Regions from separate parts of the Homo sapiens genome. Here region 2 is linked to region 1. Evidence: chromatin loops called from intact Hi-C (ENCODE). Cell type or tissue: psoas muscle. All regions are shown on one strand. Links, peaks and the distances in the headings refer to the core of each region. The heading gives the core; the rest is flanking DNA. Region 1 has its middle 92 kb from the start of ZNF462. Region 2 has its middle 110 kb from the start of LINC01505.

Evidence for each region. A loop is a pair of places that touch in the nucleus more often than their neighbours do. Peaks named below come from ENCODE experiments on the same cell type or tissue, not always from the same donor. Only the 100,000 strongest peaks of a DNase experiment are listed, where the experiment ranks them.
Region 2: a loop joins it to region 1, with 2.1 times the contacts of the local background. A loop is called at or near these places in 1 of 110 quality-filtered maps.

What each region holds. Positions count from the first base shown.
Region 1 is chr9:106,769,957-106,772,880 of GRCh38, reverse strand. No RefSeq gene overlaps it. Among named protein-coding and RNA genes, the nearest start is that of ZNF462, 92 kb to the left of the region's middle. In psoas muscle, for the core only: no CTCF peak of the experiment used is centred there; a DNase peak (open chromatin) is centred at 1,120; H3K4me3 peaks cover 726 bases; H3K27ac peaks cover 2,172 bases.
Region 2 is chr9:106,723,433-106,726,356 of GRCh38, reverse strand. No RefSeq gene overlaps it. Among named protein-coding and RNA genes, the nearest start is that of LINC01505, 110 kb to the right of the region's middle. In psoas muscle, for the core only: no CTCF peak of the experiment used is centred there; no DNase peak of the experiment used is centred there; H3K27ac peaks cover 1,483 bases.

The sequences.
Region 1 (2,924 bases), core at 96-2,595:
CATAGCCCTATGGCCCTTTAAAATGCTCATTATACTCAGGAATTAGGCTGTCTCACTGAATCTGATAAGGGTCTTCACAGAGTTTGTATCAGAACACGTGCTATGTCCAGAAAGACAAAGTCATATGAGTGTCTTCAGAGGCCAAGAAGTGAAATACTAATCCTGATTTTTGTGCCAAAGACTAAAAATAATTCAAGCCCAGAGCACAGTGTATCACAGAGGTCTCATCAGCTGAGAAATCTTATTTTCCTTCAAAGTCCCGTGCTTTTCATATGCCTCCTTTATTTAAGTTCATTGGTTTATACTTCATGGAGGCAAGATCAAATACTGCACTTCTCGGTTCCTAAACTAGAGACATTATTATACCCTCATTCACCTAAGGAAAACACACAGTCTTGGAGAAGTTTCCCTTTCGGAGTTAATAAACAGGTTTTGATATCATGCTTCTGAGGAGACTGGGCTCAGATTTTACCTAACCACATTTCAGAGGCTCTTTGGGACTGCGAGATTAAAGCGGACAGCCAGGAGTTTCCTTAAACATGTTAGGTCTTACATATGGTTCTAACTATGGTCATGGTTTCAAGGGACTATGAGATAGACCTCACAAAGAATTGTTCTTGTGTCCGTGTTAGAAATTGGCTGTAGCTAGCTTGGCTTACAGACATACTTAATATTTTGAAAGTTTGAAACACTTTGAAGTTACTTTCAAAACTTCTGCTTCTTCTCCCTATTCTTTCTGACTTTCTCTTCCCACCCAAGAGTCAGAGCTGGATGTGAATTTCTTTGAGAGGGGTGGCTTGATCCTTATCTCTGCCACTCACATGCAAGGGAGGAACTCACAATATTATGAGGTGCTTACCTGTTACCAGGTTTATAAACAATCCCAAACATGGTGACTCTGTCTCCACAGGGCTCAACCTTGCCCAGTGCAGGTCCTGAAGCTCATGGCCTTAGTCCCACCCATTCACAGACTTGGCCCTTTGTCTGGGGCTCCTCCCCGTTAGAAGGTGAGGTAAGATATGTATCCTGCTGCTGTCATTGTCATCTCTGTTTTCGGAAGGCCTGGGCCAAGCCCAAGTACTGGCAGGCCTGTATGTTAGCTTGGAACCCTGCCCGGCTTGGCTTTTTGATTATGCTGCACTTCTAACACATGCAAGCTGGATTCTTGGCTTGGTCTGTTTGTGCTGCTGTAACAAAATACCTGGCCAGGCATGGTGGCTCATGCCTGTAATCCCAGGACTTTGGGAGGCTGAGGCGGGTAGATCACATGAAGTCAGTTCGAGACCAGCCTGGCCAACATGGTGAAACCCTGTCTCTACTAAAAATACAGAAATTAGCTAGCGGGGCATGGTGGTGGGGACCTGTAATCCCAGCTGCTCGGGAGGTTGAGGGAGGAGAATCACTTGAACCTGGGAGGCAGAGGGTGCAGTGAGCCAAGATCGTGCCATTGCACACCAGCCTGGGCAACAAAAGAGTGAAACTCCATCTCAAAAACAAAAACAAACAACAACAACAACAAAAACACACACACATCTTAGCCTGGGCGATTTATCAAGAACAGAAATTTATTTCTCACAGTTCTGGAAGCTGGAAGCCCAAGATCAAGGTGCCAGCAGGTTCAGTGTCTGGTGAGGGCCTGGTCTCTACTTCCAAGATGGCACCTTGAATGCTGCATCCTCTGGAGGGGATGAATGCTGTGTCAAAAAAAGCTGAATGCTGTGTTAAGGCTCATTTATAAAGGCCTTAATCCCACTCATGAAAGAGAAGCCCTTATGACCAAATCACCACCTGAAGGCCCTACTCTTAAATGCTGTTGTATTGGAGATTAAGTTTCAACATGAATTTTGGAGGGGACACAAATATTCAAACTATAGCAGCCTCTGAGTCCAACCCATTGGCTGGGACACTTGCTGGCCTAAATGAACATGGTCCAACAGAAATGTAGTGTGAGCCAGGCTTATGGGCCCTGGGCCACACATGTAACTTTTAATTTTTCTAGTAGCCTCATTAAAAAATGGAAAAAGAAACAGGTGAAATTAATTTGGCGGTGGTAGGGAGAAAATGGGGAGATATGGGTCAGAGGATACAAAGAGGCAGATATGTAGGATGAACAGTTCTAGAGATCTAATGCACCACATAAGGATGATAGGTAATAAAATTGTTCTGTATTTGGAAATTCGGCTAGATGAATAGATTTTAGCAGCTCTTGCCAGAAAAAAAGGGTAACGATGTGAGCTGATGGATATATTAATTTGCTTTACTATAGTGACCATTTTACTATATATATGTATCCCAATAACATCATGTTATATACCACAAATATACACAATAAAATTTATTTAAACATAATTTTAATAATATATTTTATTTAACCCAATATAACCAAAGTACTATCACTTCAATATGTAGGCAGTATAAGAAAGATTACTGAAATATTTAACTTTTTGTACACTAAGTCCTTCAAATCCAGTGGATTTTACACTTCACATCTCAATGTGGAACCACTTGTGACTAGCAGCTACCGTATTGGACAATGCAGGCCCTGACCCAATTCTGCTTAATTTGGACGTTGTTGTAACCTGGTTGTGGAGCTACCATTTTCTGTGAGGGCACCTCTGATGGGAGGTTACTGTCTACCAGCCAAGACCCCTTCTTCCCCTGGAGACTGAAATCAGTCTGGAAAGAGCATTACTTATAGTTTACCATTGACCAGGCCATGTGCTAAGAACTTTACAAGCAGTATCTCTTTCTAACCGCAGAACAATTTGGAGGTTCTTTTATTACTTCTAAGGCATGGCATAAGAGGTTATGTAAATTGCCCAAGGTCAGAAAGTCGCTAAGGGGCAATACCAGAATTCCAAACCAGTTTTATCTGACTTTGGAGTCTGAGGTCTTCCCTGCTGTCCTGTAGTCCCTCTCTTGCC
Region 2 (2,924 bases), core at 112-2,611, 47 kb after region 1:
AGTCTTGGCTGACAACATCTGAGTGAAGAGCACTGATGGTTTCCCTACAATGTGTTGCAATCAGAGGATATGGGACAACTGACTTCAGTTGGAACCAAACCAGAGCTGTGTGCTAGAGTTGCAGTTTGCCTATGTGTGCAGATTCTTTCCTACAGCCAACTCCAAATAGGAGATAGAGTGCATGCTTCTGTCCCTAGCAGAACCCTATTTGCTGAAGGGCAGCCAGAAAGTGAGGAGACGCTCTCAGGCTTCCTCAATTTGTTCTAACACGCTTTTCTCCCAGTGGATGTATGGATTAAGAAGTCTGGGTGAAAGATTAACACAGGGCCAGGCTAGATAGAAAATGGAGACTGGGGGTTTTACCAAATCCTCCCTATTTCTGATCTTCAGGAATTGGATACTGGAATGGAGTAAGAACATAAACAGATATATTTCAAGTTGTAAGCCCCCTCCTTCATTCTCTTAAAAAAGCTAGTTGTTAATCTCCTTTGCATCTTAAATTTTATTTTACATAGAAGCTTTATCTTTGCCACCATTTCAATAATTTGTATCCCTGCTAGCTCTGCTTCACTTGATCAAACTAACCTGGAAAATTTGTGAGCTATTAAGAGAACATACCATTTCCTTAGGGAGCCATTTATTCTCATCCTCACTGATAATAGAAAGTCCTTTTCTGGGTTTGATACTAGCCTTCTCAATCCATACTGGGTGTGTTTTCTTCCATTGCCGGTTGTTCTCAAGCTATCACTTTCAGTCTTGTACAAGCAGAGGTGGGATATGCTTCATGGACTCATTTTGGGCTCTGTTTTTATGATTGTCAGCAATGTGGATAAGGCAATGGAAATAAATGGTGTTGGATCATCAGTTTAATTGGTGACTAGAAAAAGAAAACACGAAGTGCGTCTATTTTCCTTCTTGTTTGGAATTCAGAATGGGTTTATAAACAAACTTTCTTATAGAAGTTATCCCCAGACTTTCTTATTTCCCACTTCAAGTCTAAGTTTGAAAATGGAGATGTCTCATAGGCACATATAGAAATATTGTCTAATTCCCTACGTGTTTAAAATTAAGACTATTAACATCCCTCACTTACTAGTTGTCCCTCAATGGATCTACATTGTTCCTGTCATCCCATTTAAAATTCCAGAGTCTTCTATAACTCCTCTCTCATTCTACATATATGGTGTTTGATTGGCCTATGTCTGTTCTTGTAGTTATTATTATTTTTTGCCTTCCAATATTTATCCACCTAGATGATGCCATTATTACCTGCACTGAGTCAACCGAAAGGGCCTCTTCACTGGTCACTATGGTGCTATGCTTTCTTACTCCAATCAGTCCTTCACCTCGCCTTGAGATCAGTCTTCCTTCTGAAAGCAACACTCTGCTCATGCTCTTCCCTGCTCTAAATATCACTAATTTCTCATTTCTAGTAAAAAAGGCCAGACTCGTCAGTGTAAGATTTAAAGTCATTCATATCTCGTCCCAGCCTGCTTATACTTTTTCAAGACTTTCCCCCTCCATTCCTCTAACACCCAAACACAGTGATTCAGTCATTCCTTAAAATAGCCTGGTACTTTTTGCCTCCACATTTTTGCTCATGCTTTTCTCTCTTCCTGGGATTCCATTCTCTTACATCCTAATGTGTATTTAAAAATGCCTCTTCTATAATTAATTGCCAATGCAGACTGATGTATTGTAGTCATATGCATATCTATTATATCTCCTCATTAGACAGTTAGATGTCAAAAGATAGAGCTATGCCCTATATACCTTTAAACTTTCTACAATGGTTAATATAATGCCCTGGATAGAATACACTTTCAGTAAGTATGTTTACTGATTGAATGAGTGTGTAAATAGAGATATAATGAACATATTGTTTAAACTTTGGATTACATCAAACTCTGGAGTATAATGAATGGAAACTTTTGGAAAGCTAACTGGTGCTTTCAGAGCAGAATGGAATTGAGAGTTCTAAAATATTTTCAGTCCCATCAAGGCCAGAGTTCCCTACTGTTCTTTTCCTTTATTCTCTCTTCATTTTTATTTCCTCAGACCCCTACCCCTTCATTGTCTCATAAATATAGCATGTTATATAGAAAAAAATGTTAAAAGCTGTTAGCATTTAAAGATATGTGGCAGTTAAATCTCTTATCCATAACTCTGCCAAACTGTCTCCACTATTCACACACAGCACATAAATAAAGACAACTGTCTGTGATCAGATCATGGGCAAAACTATGCAGTGGGTCACTCTAGCCAAAGCCATCACTGGAACAGCTTAGAAGCCTCCTGGAAACCTCATTAATGTAGCTCATTTTAAATTGACATCCTCACATTCTAGAAAATTGGCCTTCCATTGATGTTTTGGAAGGGTGGATGAACCTATGATGAAGTTTCTAGTTACTGGCACATGTATAAGCCTATGTACAGGTGTACATTCTGTGTGAAAGGATGTCTATTTGCGTTTATGGGTTGGTTTTACCCAAAAGTTTGAAGATCTTTGGAGACAGGAAGAAAGTGCAAGTCTTTATTTCAGCTTAAAAGAAGGGCCCAAGTCCAAGAACTTAGAGGTTTGGTTTGGACAGGCATCCAGAATTTAGGGTGACTATCTCAAGCTCCTGCATCTGCAAATGTGGACTGGATCAGTTGAGGACAGGCAATGTTATAACATTTTGCAGTAGTCTTTACTGCCATTAACACTAGGAAAGAGTGCCTCCTTCACCAGAATACATTAAGATTTGGGGAACTGGAAAAACAAACAGGAAAAACAGAGAGAAAAAAATTGGTTTGATTACTTTAAGAACTGCTATTCTTTCATTGCCTCCAAAGTTGCGATTACATCTCTATACTGCTAATATTTGGATCAGGCTATCACATGAATGTTATTAATCAATAATAACTTTAAAATAGATCCATAG